Regions from separate parts of the Homo sapiens genome. Here region 2 is linked to region 1. The links are chromatin loops, found by intact Hi-C in ENCODE. Cell type or tissue: PC-9. All regions are shown on one strand. Each heading gives the region's core, and the rest is flanking DNA. Links, peaks and the distances in the headings are about the cores only. Region 1 overlaps ENAH (ENAH actin regulator). Region 2 overlaps ENAH (ENAH actin regulator).

Region 1 (10,320 bases), core at 1,561-9,560:
TGTGGGTCCTCGCATCACTACAGTAGTGACCTTCTGTAAGTGCCAATCTCATTTCTAAAACAAGGATAATACCACCAACCTTGTAGGGTTGTTATAAAGATGATTGGTTATGTATACGCCAGATTAAGACCAAGCACACAGAAGGTGACCAATAAATAGATCATTATTCCTGCCTCAGAATGGCTTTAATTTCTATGTGAGGACAAAGGTAGAAAGCTAGAACACTGCCGTGGCAGGTATAGCCAGCACTAAATGAAAGCTGGTCACCTCCTCTTCATTCTGCTCCTCTCCTCTCTCTACTTTGTCAGTTCAGGCCTCATCTTTCTCACCGGTATTATTACAACAGTGTCCTGAATTGATCTTCATGCTTGTAAACTTGCATGCTCACCACACTTGTCCTAAAGCACAAACTTGATCATATCAATCCTTTATTTAGCATCCTTCAATGACTCTTCACCACCTCCATGATAACATGCACACTCGTCAGCACTAGGCCCTTCCCAACCTTATCTCTTGGGATGCCCTGCTCCTGACCCCCACCACATAAATTCTCATGTCCAAGCCACATCATGGCATATTTGTTATTTCCCAATTGCTCCATGCTCTCATGCTTCCAAACCTATCTAGAATGTTCTATCACTGATGAGCCCTCCCCATTCTTCAAACATAGCTGAAACATCACCTTCTCTTCAAAGCTTTCCCTGACCCTAGAATTTTCTTTGGTATTCCGAAGGCCTTTCTTCACACTACATTCGCAAGCTGTATCCTAATTTTGCTGGCCTTGTTTCTGGCAGCTGTAGCCCGACTGTGACATCAGGCAAGGGACAGGCTTTATTTATCATTTTTGTATTATTCCCAGTGCCTAACACAGTTTATAAAAAATACGCTTTACTGAAAATATTTTTGTGATATAAGCTTAATATTGTTTGCATTAATATCAACAATCTGGAAGACTAAAAAACAAAACTGTCACTATAAAGTATTTCTAGAAACTACTGAGATTTTTTTAATCCTATTAATTCCAAACATAAAGAGATTTTTAAATGCTGTGATAAAACTCATACAAATGTACATACTGGAAGGTATGTCAGGCCAAATTATCATTAAAAAATGAAATCTCAATATTATAAAACCTCTAGAAAATTTCAACCATAAGGAAGGTATGACTTTTGACCATGTTCTCATGTTCAATAGATTAAAAAATAAAACCCAGCAAAAGTAGTCTTTTAGATAATGGTAAAATACTTATTTTGGGGTGTTCTTTTTGAAAAGGCATGCTTCATCTTGGCTGAGAACAAAAGCAGTGGGATAATCTTACTGGTTATGCATATAATTTTCTTTTTTTTGGATTTAAAAATTATTTCCTATTTTCAAATGATTTAAACCTTTTAAGAAAATAAAAGTTGGGCAAATTTGCCTCCACCAATTATCACAAAAATTAACTTTGTAGTTTATATAATCCATAACTATTACCTATAAAAATCTATAAATGTACTGGATAAATAATAGAGAAATCAAAAATATCACTTTAGGTAATACACCCATTTAAAATTGAATCCATTTCCATGGAGAAAGGAAAAAATACACTGTAGCATTTGGTATAAAAGGAAGAGCACTAATTCAGCTCTTTTTCAAAAATGTTAGAACATGTGATTTGTGTTTTTTTAACTTCCAAATATAACTCACTGTATTTAGCACCTTCTGTACTTTCCAGTATATTAGATAATTGCATACCAAGTTAAAAACAAAATAAAGGAAAACATTTCTGCCACCCACCATTTTCATTAAAAAAAGGAAATATCACACAAACACACAGAGCACCTTGTAAAGGTTGGTATGACTAGCCCCCCAGAAAGCTGTTTTTTATAAATTTAAAAAATTTGAGGACGTAGGGGACACGGAAGAAGAGGAAAGGAAAATTATGTGATTATTGGTTTTAGCACAAAACGTGAGCTAGTAATTTTCAAATTCAGTTCTAGAGAACCATGGAGGCATCTCAGTGGTTGCGGATCCGGAACCCTATATCAATCAGAGAAGCTCCATATTTTCTGTCCATTTATACACTGAACTACCAAAGATCTCATTTGCACAAAAATGTCCATAACTTTTTAAAGTCTGAAAATCACTGAGAAGGATTAGCCGATGACAACAGTGGATAATATTGATATTAGCACCTAATAAATAAAAATACAAACAGAAATGTTTAATATGGAAAAATGTTTTAACAAGTGGTAAAACATTAAGAAACAGGCAAGACTAATATTTGTAGTTGCTTTATCAATAAGTTTGTTCTGCTTCTCATCAGTTTTATCAGGCTACAGTTTGTAAAGGGAAGGGAGATGTAAGTTAAGCTTTTTCAACTTGGTTTTGGAAGAAAGACAGTAGATGATTTCAGCAGCCAATTGGCTGTGAATCCAAAGCAAAGATTTTTGGCAGGGTATGATCAAACTGAGAGGTGACATTATTGGGTATGTTTGTTTAGATAAAGGGGAGGTGGCCCATATAATGTTGGGGTAGGGTACATACCTTTTCTACACTGGAGAATCTGCGTAAGAAATTATATCTATTCCCAAGAACACTCCTGATTCTTTTTTTTTTTTTTTTTTTTGAGACAGAGTCTTGCTCAGTCGCCCAGGCTGGAGAGCAGTGGCACGATCTCAGCTCACTGCAAGCTCCGCCTCCCGGGTTCACACCATTCTCCTGCCTCAGCCTCCCGAGTAGCTGGGACTACAGGCGCCCGCCACCACGCCCGGCTAATTTTTTTGTATTTTTTAGTAGAGACAGGGTTTCACCATGTTAGCCAGGATGGTCTCAATCTCCTGACCTCGTGATCCACCCGCCTCAGCCTCCCAAAGTGCTGGGATTACAGGCGTGAGCCACCGTGCCCGGCCCTGATTCTTAACATCTTACTCTCTCCCATGCTTCTACTTCCACACTAATTAAGGCCATCAAAAATAAGAAATAGTATTTAACTACAGTAATTTATGAAAACAGTCATTTTCTAAGTAAATCAGACTATTTAGAACTTAGCCATTCTATATGGTTTTTTTTCCATGATGAAAAACTACAGAACTAAAAGCTTCCTTGCCAGTGACTGATCCACAATACCAGGAGGCAGCTGTGATGGACTCATTTCTTCCACCATTATCTCTCTTTCCTCAGCCCCTAGTATGAGTGGTTGAGATTGTGACTGAGAATAAAGTATCAAAATCATCTAACAAGAAGCCTTTTTCCCACACTAAAATGCTTGTGTAGCTTGTAAAATGATGGCCGATTTTCCTATTTGCCAAACTTTCTATAATGTGGAACATTGTTTCTTAATGCTTATTACCTTACAATAGAGAATGTAATTGAGTCTCTCCACATTAAGATTCATTAATTTGAAAAGATCAAGATTTAAAAAAAGGCTGTGCACGGTGGCTCATGCCTGTAATCCCAGCACTTTGGGAGGCCGAGGTGGGCAGATCACTTGAGGTCAGAAGTTTGAGACCAGCCTGGCCAATATGGTGAAACGCCATCTCTATTAAAAATACAAAAATTAGCTGGGTGTGGTGGTGAGCACCGGTAATCCCAGCTACCTGGGAGGCTAAGGAGGGAGAATCACTCGAACCCGGGAGGCAGAGGTTGCAGTGAGCCAAGATCGCGTCACTGCACTCCAGCCTGGGCAACAGAGCTAGGCTCCGTCTCAAAAAATAAATAAATAAATTTGCATTTTGAAATCAAACCATATGACTACTCATTGAGAGAAACAATCCTTTCCATTTGGCTAAAAACTAAAAATCAAAAGTCAATGACAAGAGGAATAATAAAATTTTAACTACTTTTAAAAAAGGAACATTTAGTTTCCAATATAAGTTCCTAATATCAGTAACATTTAGTTTCTAATATCAACGGATACACTTTTGAAAGTTTAGAAATAAAAATAATGCTAGTTTGTTCTAAAACACGGGATAGTCAAATGTCTACTCTCCAAACTTTGGTACCTTAATTATTTATCACATAACTGACCTATCCAACAAGATATTAAGAAAAAAAAAAAAAGAATCACAATTCTAGCTTCTTCCCTATGGTAAAACTACAGTAAATGAAAAGCAATTCTATACCTATGATAGCATGCCAATAAAATACTGACACCTAGGAGAGAAGTACAGAGACTTAGAGAAATGACCTACATACAAGACTATACAGACTTTCCTATGCTATTTTCTGGACTTAGAGACACACCAGGCCAAGTTCTAGTGGTTTATTTTCTCAAACTAGACAAAATATGCAACCTATGTATAAGTTATGTATTGATATTAATTTCCTCAAAAGAAGATCTGATACAAAACATCTAAAGGCATAACAACTTTAAGTTTCTGCAAGATCCCAAAATGTCTTCTTGCTCTGAAATTAGTATTTGACAGACTAACACACCAGCTAGATGCTTCAACCCTTTTTAGTATAAGGCAACATATACATTGTTTAATGTATTTATAACAGATTTTGAACAGATTTTGATATTCTACACTTTCAACAAAGTATCAAATTTTCATCTGACTGCAACTCTTTCCTCTTAAAATATATATTGTTTACAGTACATTTATATCATTAAAATCATTACTAAATATACAATATAGGCAAGAGTAATCATATTTGTGTTTTCATGTATAACAATTATTTCCTGATTATAAAATCTCTCTCTTCAAAGAAATAACCACACACTGGTACATTTTTCTATTTTTTAAACCAAGACAAAACTGAGCTTATCCTTGACATATGTACAGTTTTTAAAAATTGAGATTTTTTTAAAAAGTGATTTCTATATATATTTCTAACCAATATGCACTATCAGAGGAGATGCAATTCATGACTGATACCACCTGAGGGCACTCCTAAAATCTTTAAAAAAACCGAGAATCACATTTTTACCTACTGGGAAGGAGACCCAGTCCTACTTCAAGTCCATGCTTTGAAAAATGTCTTTCAGAAAACATGTGTTTCTTTACACAAAGATGATAAATAAGCATAATTCCTATCCACTGCATATTCTCTGGGCTTCATGTACTTGCAACGGAAGTGTTTCTAAAGCAGGATGAAACCCATCTAAATACTTCAAATAAAAGGGTTACAGAATTAAAAAGAACTAAACTCACAGGATTATCTTTCTAGATTATACATTTATCATCAATAAAAAGTTCACATTTCTATAGAAAATAAAAATTCAAAAACTACTTCAAATATATACAAGATCTAAAAGTTAACAAACATTTGTTTTAACATACACATGGCACTTCAGTTCAAGAATACAAGTAAATCTTCAGTTTTGCTTTGTCTCTGGAAAAAGAAAGAAAATACAAATAAACCATGGGCACCTTACCTGTTTCCTGTGAATTTAACACTTCTAAGGCATGCATCATGGCACTTGCGAAGACATTGGCATCCTCTTTGCTGCCAAAGTTGAGACCATACACCTGTCTAGCATCTCGCCACTGGTGGAAGGTCTGTGTAGCTTGATTGTACTTCAACCCTTTAGGAATGGCACAGTTTATCACGACCTAAAAAATAATAATTCTTTATAAAGTCAAACCAATAATTGGCAAAATCAAGGATGTCAACAAATGCTGATTGTATATATTCATTCAAATGTGTTCCTAACAGACCTTGGCAAAAATTGCTTAAACAATTATCTGGGTAAAATCTACACAAATATCAGTCTGATAGAAGTTAAGCTTTTCGCTGATTACAAAGGTCTGCCATAAAACAGTAAATCAGCCGGGCACGGTGGCTCACGCCTGTAATCCCAGCACTTTGGGAGGGCTCGAGGCAGGCAGATCATGAGGTCAGGAGATTGAGACCATCCTGGCTAACACGGTGAAACCCCATCTCTACTAAAAATACAAAAAATTAGCCAGGCGCAGTGGCGGGTGCCTGTAGTCCCAGCTACTCGGGAGGCTGAGGCAAGAAAATGGCGTGAATCCAGGAGGCAGAGTTAGCAGGGAGCCAAGATCACACCACTGCACTCCAGCCTGGGCGATAGAGCGAGACTCTGTCTCAAAAAAAAAAAAAGTAAATCAGCAAAACAAAAAAAAATTTTCCTCATTAAATATATTTTAACTTGTTTGCTGAAGTTTTACAAATACAAAAAAGTATACACAACCTAAGAGTGTATCTCTCTGAATGTTCACATGAAGTCAGTACCCTGATTAAGAAATCAAACAGCAACACCAGAAGCCCCTCTTCTTAACTCCTCCCACCTCCCAAAAGGTACTAGCCACACTTCTAACATCATAAATTACTACATTTATATGAAATCCAAAAACTAACATATCATTCTGAGGAGGGTCTTGAGTATCTATATAGGGGTCTTAAGTATCTTTCATTAGATTTATTTCCTATTATTAATCGAGTTTTGTAGGTTTTTGGATTTTATATAAATGGAGTTATACAACATGTATTAAACGTATCTGCTCTCTTATCCTCAAAATTGTAAGAGCCATCCACTTGTTGCATGCAGCTGTGGTTTGTTCATTTTCACTGCTCTATGGTAGTCGTTTGTATAAATCATATTTATTTAACCATTCTCCCATTAATGAACAATTGGATTATTTGCAGTTTGGGCTATTAAAAATTGCGATGTTATGAACTTTCTACTGCATGTCTTTTGGTACAAACAAGCATTCATTTTTGTTGGGCATATACCCAGGAGTGGAAATATCACAGGACATGTGTATGTTCAGCTCTAGTAGAAAATTCCAAGTAGCTTTCCAAATTGGTTCTAGTAATTTACATTTCCACAAGAGTATACAAGAGCTTGTGCTACTTCTACATACTATGCAACATTACAACTGGTACTGTCAGTCTTTATTTTAGCAATTCTGGTGGGTATGAATGCTTTATCACTGCAGTTTTAGTTTGCATTTCCCTGATTTTTATTAGGTATCTAGATGTCTCTTTTTGTGAATATCTGCTTGAATTAAGTCTCTTGTCCATTTTTCTCCTGAGTTGTCAACTTTTTTCTTCTTTGATTTCTAAGCCCTTTATATATTCTAGATATGATATCATTGTTGGTTATCTGTGATGCATATATCTTATGCCATTCTATGAATCGCCTTTTCACTCTTAACGGTGTCTTGATGGATGTAAGTTCTTCACTTTGATTCTGTTCAAATTAGCAATCTTTTCCTTTATAGTTACTGCTTTAGTGCCCTGTTTAACAAATGTTTCTCAATCACAAGGTCATGAAAATATTGTCCCATATTATCTTGTAGAAGCTTTATTATTTTACCTTTCATATTTCTATCCCCAATCCAACTGGAATTGATCTGTGCCTATGGTGTGAGGTAGGGATCAAGTTTGCTATTTGTTTCAATATGGCTGTCCAAATGATCCAGCACTATCACTGTGCTGCAGGTTTGCCTGCAGCACATAAATCAAGTGTCTATAAGGCTCTATTTTCACCTACAGATCAATATGCCTTTTTGCCAACTCTACAATGTCTTAACTGTTGTAGCTTTATACGAAATCTAGATGACCATTAGAGTGTGTCTTCCTGTTTCATTCTTCAAAATTGCTTTGGCTCTTCTCAGTCCTTTGTGTGCAGCTAGTTTTACATTCTGATTATCAGTTTCTACCAAAGAAATTTTGGGGACTTTGAGGTTGCATGAAAGCTAACATATCAATCTGAGGAGGCTCTTAAGTATCTTTATAGGGGTCTTGAGGATCTTTCATTAGATTTATTATTTTCTATTATTAATCGAGTTCTAAGTATTAGAATCTTCTAATATTCCTAATAATTTACATTAAGGTTTTTTCCTCTAAATACACAATCATGTGATCGGCAATGGACAGCTTTATTTCTTCCTTTCCAATCCATTCACAATGTATTTATCTCCATACACTGGCTAGAAATAACAATACAATGCTGAAAAAAAGTGTTCATAACAAGTATCTTTATTTTCTGATTTTAGAAGGAAAGCTTTCTCAATTAAACCGTTAAAAGTATGATCTTTCACACCAGGCAGGTGGATCATGCCTGTAATTCCAGCACTTTGGGAGGCCAAGGCAGGTGGATCACTTGACGTCAGGAGTTCAAGACCAGCCTGGCCAACATGGTGAAACCCCGTCTCTACTAAAAATACAAAACTTAGCCAGGCGTGGTGGCATGTGCCTGTAATCCCAGCTACTTGGGAGGCTGAGGCAGAAGAATCACTTGAACCCAGGAAGCAGAGGTTGCAGTGAGCTGAGACTCTGCCACTGCACTCCAGCCTGGGCAACAGAGTGACACTCTGTCTCAAAAAATAAATAAATATATAAATAAATAAATGACTTTTCATGTAATAATTTTATTGATATCTTTTATCTGGGGAAAAACCCTACTACTTGACAGCTAAGGGTTTCCATCATGATTGAATACTGCATTTTATCAAGTCCTCCCCAACATCTCTTGAGGTGACTGGTTTTTCTGTTTTTATGCAGTAAGTTACACTGATGATTTTCTAGTATTAAACCAACCTTACATTCCTAGGATAAACAATCTTGGTCCTCATATATCAATTTTTATAAATCTCTAGATTTTTGTTTGATATTGCTCTGTTTGAAATTTTTACATGTACTTTTATGAGTGAGATTAACCTGTAATTTCCTCTCTATTGTATTCATACCAGGTTTTGATACCAAAGTAATGCTGGACTTAAAATGAATTGGCACTGTAGAGTTGACAAAAAGATAGGCATCCTCTTTTTGTATTCTCTGGAAAAAAGTACGTAATACTGGTGTTCTTTAAAGGATTGGTTGAAAAGAACACCACCAGTAGAGCCAGCTAAACAAAGTTTTCTTCCTTTTACTTCTTTTAATGATAGTCTTAATTTCTTTAAAGTGTTTTCGTAGGAATTTCTACATCTACATTTTCAAAATTACTAAAATAAAGTAGCTCAAAATATCTCCTTAATCACTTAAATGTCTGTAAGATTCACAGTGATGTCCCTTCTTTCTTCATAATGGTTAAACCATTTTTTTTTTCAAGAGCTGTCCCTCACAAGGACTTTAGAGACAAACCTCTCCTCCTTAGTGTGTTTGCTTTCTACTGCATTAATTTCTGCCTTTTTTTTTTTTTTTTTTTTTTTTGAGATGGAGTCTCGCTCTGTCGCCCAGGCTGGAGTGCAGTGGCGCGATCTCGGCTCACTGCAAACTCCGCCTCCCAGGTTCACGCCATTCTCCTGCCTCAGCCTCCCGAGTAGCTGGGACTACAGGCGCCCGCCAACACACCCGGCTAATTTTTTGTATTTTTAGTAGAGACAGAGTTTCACCATGTTAGCCAGGAAGGTCTTGATCTCCTGACCTCGTGATCTGCCCACCTCGGCCTCCCAAAGTGCTGGGATTACAGGCGTAAGCCACTGCGCCTGGCCTGTTTCTGCTCTTATCTTTATTGTTACCCTCTTTCTATTAATATTCTATATGGCTTTAATGGCCTATTATTTAATTTCTTGAGATGCATCCTGAGTTCTGGCTGAAAAGTCAACAATACTTCTTTTTCAAGATAAACATTTTAGCCTCTAAATTTCATTTTAATCACAAGTTTAGTTGCATTCTATTAGTGTTAATATGTGGCATGTTCATCATTATTCAGCTCAACCAATTTTTCTTATTTCATCGTGATTTCTTCTCGGACTCATGGACTATTCAGAAAGGTATTTCTTAACACCTACACCTATGGGATTCTCTATTATCTTATTTCTAGATTAATTCTGCTGTGACCATACACTTTGTATGATTTTAATCCTTTGAAATTTGTTGACACTTTCTTTAGGGCCAAGCATATATACAATTTTGAAATTGTGACGTACATTTCAAAGGTATGTGGTATATATGTCAATTAGGCTAGGGAGGTAATTGTATTGTTCAAACCTTCTATACATTCTTACAGACCTTTTTTTCTGACTGCCTGTTCCATCAGTTACTAACAGAAGTAAGTTAAAGTCTCCTGCTGTGACTCATAAATTTGTAACCAGAACAAGAGGAACTGTGAAATATCTGGTTCCAAAATGGCAGCGCAGAAGCAAGCTATGGCAAAAACCACCATTACTTTTGCACCAACCTAATAGTTCCCTACTCTCCCTGCACCCCAACAAAACAAAATCAAGTATACAGCACCAGCAATATCCCACAACTCAAATAGGAGTAGGAGACAGTTCCTGGAGACACAGAGAAATAAAAAAGCTCTCAGCAGACAGTAAGAGAATCAGACCTCCATATCCACAATGGCCCTCCCCACAGCCTGTTGGCACCAAGCACGCAGAAAATCTCCCCCAACTCACGCCTTCTACACTGGAAAAAGTGAGA
Region 2 (10,320 bases), core at 685-8,684, 63 kb before region 1:
GTATGCATAGTAAATGATTTCTAGTTACAATTAAAATACAGCCTTGTATATGTTTAAGTCAACCTTAACTTTTAAAACATGACTTCAGTATACGCAACCTTAGGCTCACTTCCAGATTATAAAGTCCCATTCATGGGGTGCAAATGTTTACATTGTTAGCAAAGAAAATAGCTCTGCATAATCTTTTGACATACATGCACACTTCTAGTTCTAAAATTCAGAGCAAAGCAAGATGACAAGAGATTCCAATTCCAGCATATATTATGAAAGGTTATGGACTGTGACTATCCATCCTTTTGGACCATAAGAAATTCACTTTTAAATTTTTTCTACTGTGCTGTTCTACTATATACTTTTGGTCTATCAACTTGGTAGGCCTGAAAAAAAAAAGTATTTAACCTTCTAAATCTCATAATAGAAATTATGTACGTTGTTCTTTAACCAGAAAGGTTCACTGCTGACTCCCCCACCTCTCAAAAAACAAACAAACAAACAAACACCACCAAAGCTTTCCGCCATTCATGCACATGCTTATTCTGACCCCAACCCCATCCCTACAAAGGGGCAGCAGACAGCACAATAGTCAAGGACAAGGTTTTTATTTATTTATTTATTTATTATTTATTTATTTATTTTTTAAGGAGACAGGCCTCGCTATGTTGCCCAGGCTGGCCTCCAACTTTGGGCTCAAGTGATCCTTCTGCCTCAGCCCCCCGAGTCGCTGTGCCTAGGAGCACGCACCACCACACCTGGCTTAAGTAGAAGGTTCTGAAATCTGCCAGAGGCTGAGCAACAGAAAGCTTCCAATGAGAACTCAGAAGGCATTCACTCTGCCTGAAGTTGTGCTCTGCTCACAGCACGAGTGTGGCTGTCCCTCTCTCGCTCCCACCAGCTACATAATAGGGACTTTCAGGATGCTCCTATAAATACAGACTCCAGAGAGGTTTCCTCAAAAATTAAAAAAAAAATTCTATGCAAATATGTAAGTACTGTCATTGAGGATTACAGAAATACTTTGCATCAACTACAGATGTCTCAAAATAGAATTCTTTCTAGCTCATTCAGTTTTGTTAGAAACACTTCATGTTCTCCAAAAAAGAAAAGCACCTAACGAAAAGCATGTCCTATTCATGCTAGCAAGAAATGAATCCCAAAGGACACGCACCAAGAACCAAAGTAAAAGAATGTCAGCAAAACAGGACCCATCTTTTATCATCCCAAACTGCTATTTCCATCTCTGACTTTCTGCCAAATTATCTTTATCTTCCTAAGACGAAGCAAAGACTCAGAGCCCTCAAATGGCACGGAAGCGGCACCTGGTCTGCCAAGACATTGCTGTTAAACAGAGTCTTTTGGATTAAAACCAGGGAACTCGGAAGGAATGACTACATGGATATAGATGGATAAGATGGAAGATATAAAATAAGAAGGGCAGGAGGGTAAGATTATTCCTTTTTTCCTTTCAAGGCTGACAGTGATAGAATAAACAGCAGCACAGCAGGTTCAGATGATATGAAAACCACTGAATTCTGCCCAGGAATTGAAAGAAGGGCTTCTTCACTTCATCGAGCTCTGGAAAGTCTGTTTACTTAGAAACAGCTCTTGAACTACAAGAGTCAAATGGACCTTCTGCTATTCATATAATTGGAGCATGGATCTCGTGTGGTCCCATTACATGATTGGAATCAGTCTTTCTGAACGGCAGAATGTGCTTCCAGGTTGAAGCACAATGGAGAATGTACTGAAGCCACCACAGAGATGCTGGTAATTCAAACTGTGAAAGCACGTGGCGCAGAGGAAACTGACACAGAACAGCACACCACTGGTGCTTTATGCAACACCACTGACCCCAAGATGGTCACTCCATTGATTTTTCCGCATTGTTTACATCCAGGATGCATGCTGTCCAGTGCAATAGCGTCTATGACTATAAAACAACTAAAAGCTGCACTTAAGATGGGAGAGCCAAACTCAGATCTTTTTTCTCCTTCTCTTCAAAGATCAAAAGAAGAATAAACCAAAAAAGATTAAAAAAAAAGAATAAACCAACCAGTAGCTGCCGAGAATACAGTGAAAGAGGAAATTCAGAACTCAACTTTATCGGGGATGGGCACGGTCGCTTATGCCTGTAATCCCAACACTTTGGGAGGCCAAGGTGGGTGGATCACCTGAGGTCAGGAGTTCGAGACCAGCCTGGCCAATACGGTGAAACCCTGTCTCTACTAAAAATACAAAAATTAGCCGGGTGTGGTGGCGCATGCCTGTAGTCCCAGCTACTAAGGAGGCTGAGGTAGGAGAATCGCTTGAACCCGGGAGGCAGAGGTTGCAGTGAGCTGAAATCACACCACTGCACTCCAGCCTGGATGACAGAGCGAGACTGTCTCGAAATAATAATAATAACAATAATAATAAAAAGCTTTATCTATCCTTGCTTGTATAGTGGCAAGGAAAAAATAAAAACAAAACAAAAAGAATTTAAAAAAAGAACTCAACTTTAGAGGTAGAAGGCTCAGAGAGAATGACTGACTAGCCCCACAGCCTGAAAACTGGTAAAGTCAGTCCCAGTCCAATGACCTGCCCACAACTCCACACACAAAAAAGGACAGACTGAGAGAGACTGAGGGCGGGAGGAACACAGAGAAAGGGAAATCAAGTCCAACAAGGTGGCAAAGACATGGACTCAATAACAATTTTTACCATGTTTTCTTTCAGAAACAAGGACATTTTATGTGAGGATCAAATATTCTCCCTTCAAAAACTTCTGCAATTGAAGGCCGAGGCGGGCAGATCACCTGAGCTCAGGAGTTCAAGACCAGCCTGGGCAACATGGTGAAACCCCATCTCTACTAAAAATACAAAAATTAGTCGGGCATGGTGGCACGCGCCTGTAGTCCCAGCTACTTGGGAGGCTGAGGCAGGAAAATCCCTTTGAACCCAGGGGGGGGAAGTTGCAGTGAGCCGAGATCGCACCACTGCACTCCAACCTGAGTGACAGAGCAACACTCCGTCAAAAATTTTTTTTTGCAATTGAAACTTAAAATGATCAAGCCCAAAGTACCTCTGGGAAGGACACCAAATTGTAAAGTCCTGACTCAGGCCTGAACCTCCCATCCCTCTAGTAATAAAGAAGAAAGGAAATGCTACCTAGATTTTAACAGGGCTTTCTTCTCAATATCTAAGCCTTCCCAATTACTTTCCTCAGATAAACTATAAGCTATTCTTCTCCTGGAAATTTAAGTGGCAAAGTCAACGTCTTTTACCAACCATCCATGGGCTATTGCTGAGTTGCGGAACTAGCCTACAGCTAACTCAAATTCATCACCTCAGACTCACTGTGATGCCCAACCACTGGCACTGGGGTGGCCTTATGACTTACGACAATCAAATGGGGTTTGTGAATCCATGGTTAAGCTAGCCTGCCACCAAGGATGGACAAACCTCAGACTTGATCAATGGGTGGAGGGAAACTCCATATTTAAAATGCCCAGTGCCTCGGTCAGCAGAACCAACCAAGTGACACCTGAGATCAACTGGTAGTAATAATGAAAAGCTGGTATTTCTCACATAAAACACGTTGAAAAACATTTATTTATTTAGAGATGGAATCTCGCTCTGTCGCCCAGGCTGGAGTACAGTGGCGCGGTCTTAGCTCACTGCAACCTCCACCTCCTGGATTCAAGCGACTCTTCTGTCTCAGCCTCCCGAAGAGCTGGGATTACAGGTGCCCACCACTATGCCCAGCCAATTTTTTTGTATTTTTAGTAGAGATGGGGTTTCATCATGTTGGCCAGGCTGGTCTCAAACTCCTGACCTCAGGTGATCTGCCCACCTCAGCCTCCCAAAGTGCTGGGATTACAGGCGTGAGCCACCATGCCCGGCCATGAAACATTTATTTTTAAAATGCCTTTAATCTTTAAAAAAAAAAATAAAAGAAAAAGAAAAAAAGAAAAGAGGTTTCACAGATGTGACTAAAGCATGGACTGTTAGGCGCTTAAGAGACCAAATTTTTAAAAGCGTTCTGTAATGTATCTCTCTTATATGGTTGCAACAATGTGTATTTTAAGTGTAAGCCAAGAACCTTTTCTCTCAGTTTCTATAGACTTGGATGGAAACTTTTGGACTTGATGGGAAAATTAACTCTCAATCTAAACACTAGCCAATGTAGACTTTTTCTTCTGAGTGCTTTTTCCTATGGAATTCAAAGTACCAACTATTCAATTCTCGATTTTCTAAGCCTTCTTAGAAGAATAACTATTTACTAAAACCCAACCAAACCAACCTATAACATCATCCATCTCCTTTATTAGTTATTTCTTTATGCTTTTAGAATTGTCATCTACTGCTGAAGAAATCTTTCTTGGAATTGAAGGGAACAGTTAAATCAGATTTACATGATAAACTATGGGTTGTCATTTGTATATAGAACTTTTACGGAATAAATGTAGTCTAACAAACTGGGCTCTCTAATGAAATATGTAAGCTTTTCTAATAATTTCTATGAAAAGCTATATTCTCTTAGAATTTTTTTTTTTTTTTTTTAGAGACAGGTTCTCGCTCTGTCACCCAGGCTGGAGTACAGTGGCATGATAACGGCTCACTGCAGCCGCGTCCTCCCTGGGCTCAGGTGATCCTCCCGCTTCAGTCTCCTGAGTAGCTGGGATTACAGGTGTGCACCACCATGCCTGGCCTAAATTTTTAAATTTTTTTGTAGAAATGAGTCTCCCTGTTACCCAGGCTGATCTCAAAACTTCTGGCCTCAAGCAATCCTCCCGCCTCTGACCAGTTTACCGAGCTATTTAGATGTCCTAACTACTAGGAATTATATGTCTTTAAAAACTGAGGAAAAAGAACAGCACTACTCAAATGGTATATTCTTTTTACTCTCAGCCACCAACTGGGGCCCCTAATTTTCTCCCTCTGCCTAGAATTCCTGTGTCCTACACCAGAAGCGTCTACGGGCCCTGCTCTCTGCTCTTTATGAGTATTTAACATGCTTCACAGAACGGGGGTGCAGCTCAGTGACTGTGATTCTTTGGTTCAAACACTTAATTGGGGCTTCATCTTTGATTTTTTCTGCATGTTAATCTGCAAATACTCAAGGCCTACTATGTGCTTTAAATGATACTAACACTTCCGTTTAGAAGGTTGTGTGCATCACAGAGTATCTGTAACGGGGACAGTCCTATTTCCCTTTCTCAATTTTCAGATGTATCGATTCCTTCAGATTTCAACAGAAATAACCAATAAATGTGGCAGACATTCTTACAACATCCTAAGTCATTATGACAGTCATTTATCCTTTTACAATGTTTCTGTTACTTTATAAAGAAAACTATTTAGAAAGACAAATTTAGTTAATTCTTTAGCAGTTGTCAAATGTGTCTCCTCACCAAAAGATTTTACTCTTATGTGACTTGACCATTAGTATTCCACAAATAATTTATCCTAGAACTCCATTTATTTATGTTGATGGTGAGTATCTGTAACCATCCTAAATTTACTGCATTAATATTTTACTTTTCTTTCTAATCAATTTTAGGTTTTAATTTGAAGGTTTCATCTTTCCAGTATTGATATTTTAAAAAATCTTGATGTCTCAAAAATTATCGAGAGATAACATAAAGGGGAACACACCAAATAATCCACAGCTTTTGATGTTGGGAACAGAAAAACCTGCATCACAGACCTCCAACAGTTCTTGGCTTCTATAAACGGACTTTCTTGAGGGGTTACTGACTTCAGCTGCTTAGTCAAATCTACAAATCCTCAAAAGAAAACTCTTCTTTAAGTAATTGTCCTCTACTATGTCTTTACATAGCCAAAGCTACCTACATCAATTTCATTCCTTCAGAGTCATGGAGATTCCTTATAAATACCTGTATGTCAAGTTTTGACTTTAAAAATATTAAATGGCTTTTAGTGAAAAGGCAGAGGTATTAAACATCAGTAATTTCAATATACTAGGATCCTTTTCTCATTCCTTAGAGCTTTGGAGAGATGTACAGATATGAACTCATCTTTCTATTAAAAACAAAAGTGGTGCTACCAGAAAAAGGTTTGGAGTTTGGAAGTGAATGAGAGTAAATGTCTTCAGGAAAGTGAATTTTATGATAGCTACATAAAGGAATTAAGAGCTCCTGCAGAGTTCCTTTGCGATGTTTGCTTTATATAGTTACTTTTACGCTGCTTATAATCGGTAGAATTTAAAGGGTAATGGTGTTATAAAATTATAATGGCCACACAGGAATTAAAGAGACCTTGTAGCATACCTTTGCACACTGTGCTTCATAGGGTAATACTACTTAGAATTAAAAGGCCAATTCTTCACAATGGCACTGAAAGTATATATAAATTTACAAGAGACATAAAAGTTGTAGCTAGGTAAATTTAAAAGATTATCATGTTACTTAACTCATTTTTGAATGACAAGTGACTTTTAATTTGTAGACAAAAATACTGACTTACATATGAAGAGAAGCAAGAACATGAGACAGGCTAGAGCAAAAAAAAAAAAAAAAAAACAGCTGAAAATTTTACAACTGTAACTCTGTAATGGCTGCAAATGTTAATGAATATTGGGAACACGCGGTCCACGAGAAGTGGAGAGGAGAATGGAGGGGGGAAGGGGAAAATTTGGGTCTGGTCAAAGAAAAAATACAAGGATTGTATTTTTGTATTTCTAATGAAGACATCAGAATTATAAAATGGAACTCAAAATTAATACTTTATAATAGAGAAAAAGTACTACTGCTTATATGTAGGTTTTAAGAAATCAGCATCATGTATAAACACTATACATATTTTGCTATACTTAAAATTCATTACTCAATAATGCCCTTTACCACACAATGTCCTTTACCATGCAAACTACATAAAGGATAATTCTAACTGCATGAATGAGTTTTAAGTACCTGAACGTGTTGCAGAACAAAATGGAATAAAAATTAAACACTTAATCATCATCTTGACTATAAGAGGAAGTTACTGTGTCAAGGTGGGCAGAGAGAAAATAAGAAGAGGGAACACCCAACAGTTATTTCAAACAAAAAGTAGACACATCATCACATATTTCTTTTGTATACATTACTTAGTATTCACGACTTCTATGAAATCTGTAAAGAATAGTGACGTGACATGTAAACTTTTAAGTAGTAAAGTCTTGGACTTTAAAAGGTGTTTTTCACATCCAATATAACTTACTTTAAAACAAATTATTTCAGAAGATTATCTAAGTGTCACAAACAAGCAACATATATATACTGCAATTTTATTTCAATCGCACAAACGAAGTTAGCGTGTAGGAAACTTAAATGAAACAAATTTAAACGAAATAGTTACGGTAAAAATAGCAGAAAACTGAAAATTCTAAAAAGGAAGTACACCTAAAAGCATGAGAATTCAACATTCATTAGTGTTTCATCTTCAGTTTTGATTGACACTTGATGCTTGCAAATTTTTAAACAAACTTTTAAATCATGATGACTATTCTGAAGAGATTTCAGCACCAGCACTAAGATTTGTACATTCAGTTTGTTTGCAATTGACTTGTGAGCCATTTACATAGTGGATAGTACAGACTTGTCACAGGTCAGATCACAGTGTTGAGGAAAGCAGTGCCTTCCTGTCATTAGAAAGGATCCCCTAAACTGTACTCAGCTTAAGACATCCAACGTACAAGAGCACAAAAACCATCATAATAATGTGGTTCCAAGGAACGTGGTTTTGATAAGGTAAATAACTTAGGCTTCTGTTTCCCATTTTAATTACTGAAATCTCTAATAATGACACAACTGTCATGTATGATAGCAAATGTATATAATAATTCATTCAGACTTCTTGGAAAGAACATTTAGCAATCTGGGATGATGGGAAATATAGCATGATTCAACACTGGTTTTTTTTTTTTTTTTTTTTTGTCAGTTTACACATACATCATGTTAATATTAGACCAAGGCACAAAACGTTTAGTGCATAAACCCAGTTTCTTTTAAGATTTAGCATTTTATTTTAGTCTCTTATCTTAGTTTGGACCACTTGTACCCAGTACTCTACCTACTACAGACTATTTAACTTACCCAACAAAATCAAAAGAGGTTGCTGACCAGATTTATAGGGGACATAACTGTTTATATTATCAAAGTGTTTGCATAACCAAAAGTACAATAATAAAGATGAAAATGCCTCCTATTTCTTTTAGAAAATAATACTTAATAAGCTTGCTGCATCTTTGATGTTTTTACTACTACTGCATGACAATGAATATCTGATAGAAAAAAGAAATGTATACTTGAATTATGATAGCTCATCCATCACAGTTTAATCTAAAAATGAAATTTCTACAGAAACAGGAACTATTTTGACAAAGAAAAAAAAAATCCCTCATCCAAACTTCTTTGTAGTGGTAAAGGCTGCAAATTTGCAGCGTTTAGAAAACTACACTATCAACAAGCTTTGCTTTATGGACTGAGATGTACAAAATCTAGAAAGCAGATGAAAGTGAATTATTTCAAAGTTTTAGTAAAACTTCTGATAATCAGAGTTCAAAGCAAATATGGCACATAACAACTCAAGCATAAATCAAGATGGAGAGCCTGGAGAGTTTCTTAAATTTTCCAAAAAGCTATCATTCCAACATGTAGGATTTCTCCCCTATTTTAACCTTACCAGTTTCAAAGGAAAGAAAAGGGAGTGGCTTCCATATAGACAGCACGTGCGCGAGAGCACACACACGCAGAGTGGCAGGCAGAGTGTCTAATTCCTTCTTCCCACCTTCCTTCTTCCCACCACCCAAGTCTCACTTTACTTATTAAAAGAAAACTGCAGAACTCCTCATTGGTTTTCCTTTACCTAATGATTTCTGTGACCTTAATTGCTGCCATCATTGTTATTTCTTGCATTTCAACATAACAAAATTCAAAAGCAGCTTCATTCAGGAACACGTATCTAAACACCTGTGTAACAGCGGGGGTACCTAGGTAATAATAACTGCCAAATTCAGTGATCAAACTTTTGAGTTCCACAGTTAAGATATTATGTGAAGCTCAGAATCATGTTTCAGACCATTGAAATTACTGGTTAAAATACAAATAGCTGAAGACATGATGTAAAAGATTAAGTACTTGGTTTTGTAACATATTTACCAATTAAAGTCACAAAATATTTCTCATTATTTATTCATGCAGGTAACTGAGAAAAAGATAGTGCAGAAATCAACTTTAAATAAAAAATTATTCCTCCCCTTCCTCCCACTCCCCTATACTCTACAAAATGTTTTCCCTGGGACTAGGCCTTGAAAAGGCCACTACATATTAGTGTGACATGCATTACTGTCTGCAATTAAAAAAGCTAACCTTGTGGTGATTGTAATTACATTATAAAAATGTCCACATGCATAAATCTAAAAAAGGTTGAAAACCTACAGTAAATCTACAATATAGTGTTTACATTTGACCACTGGTTTGTGTTATGTAGAAGTCATAGATTTGGTAAAGCATTGTAACAATTTAGGAAGGCATCTAAATCTTTAAGTTCTGGACAAATTTTATGTTTTAATCTACAAAATTGCATGAAGGCTAACTCGAGAAACTTCCTATCATTCTAAAATTTCTCAAGCTGAAGAAACATTTTTCGGACACTTTCTTATAAATATTACCCTTTGAAAGCACTTACAATTCCATTTGTTCCACATATTATGATCTTAACTTACATAGGGCTGATCTCAATTATTCATGGAATATCAAACATGATAGGAAGAACAAACCTGAGAGAAACATTACAATACAATAGCAAACTTGCTCAATTCTTTACCAGCACTCTCTGCAAAAAAACTTCCTAAGCCTTTCTCCTCTTTATTTTAGCAATGTATTGTGGAAAATGTGCGACTTTATCTTGATATGAAAATATTTCAATGCGTGGTGATCTTGCCTGATGGGTTTTAGTATTTTCTGCATAACTGTTACAGGAACTCTTAAATGATTCTCTTCCATTCTGTTGTAAAGGCCAGAAAAAAGCAGCAAACGGAGAGGGAAAGAGCTTATCACCAGAGTCATAATGTCTGAAGGCTTTCAGAGTAGGTTGGTTTTTCCCTCCTTCTGTTTGTCTCCATTTTCTTCTTACAGCTCATAAATGTAGGGGTTTGCTGTTGTGAACAGTTGTTGTTTGTAGGATATTTTTCCTCCAGATTAAAGTCCTATCTCTCCTTAGTCTGTTCCTCTATGCAGTATTTGACTTGCTCAGTTCCTGCCTGATTGCTGGATGGAAAAGAACAAGTATTGAAAATAAATATAATGATAAAGTAAGATAAATGAGTGATTCATTCCT

What was found. A loop is a pair of places that touch in the nucleus more often than their neighbours do. Peaks named below come from ENCODE experiments on the same cell type or tissue, not always from the same donor. Only the 100,000 strongest peaks of a DNase experiment are listed, where the experiment ranks them.
Region 2: it touches region 1 in a loop (2.6-fold over the local background); 8 of 110 quality-filtered maps call a loop at or near these places.

What each region holds. Positions count from the first base shown.
Region 1 is chr1:225,549,547-225,559,866 of GRCh38, forward strand. It overlaps ENAH (ENAH actin regulator), which reads right to left. Exons shown (of 14, transcript NM_018212.6): 3 at 5,360-5,537. Among named protein-coding and RNA genes, the nearest start is that of LINC02765, 87 kb to the left of the region's middle. In PC-9, for the core only: CTCF peaks have their summits at 4,849 (motif pointing right) and 5,050; no DNase peak of the experiment used is centred there; H3K27ac peaks cover 392 bases.
Region 2 is chr1:225,487,563-225,497,882 of GRCh38, forward strand. ENAH (ENAH actin regulator) reads right to left here. Exons shown (of 14, transcript NM_018212.6): 14 at 1-10,250. The coding sequence ends at 10,213. Among named protein-coding and RNA genes, the nearest start is that of LINC02765, 25 kb to the left of the region's middle. In PC-9, for the core only: no CTCF peak of the experiment used is centred there; no DNase peak of the experiment used is centred there.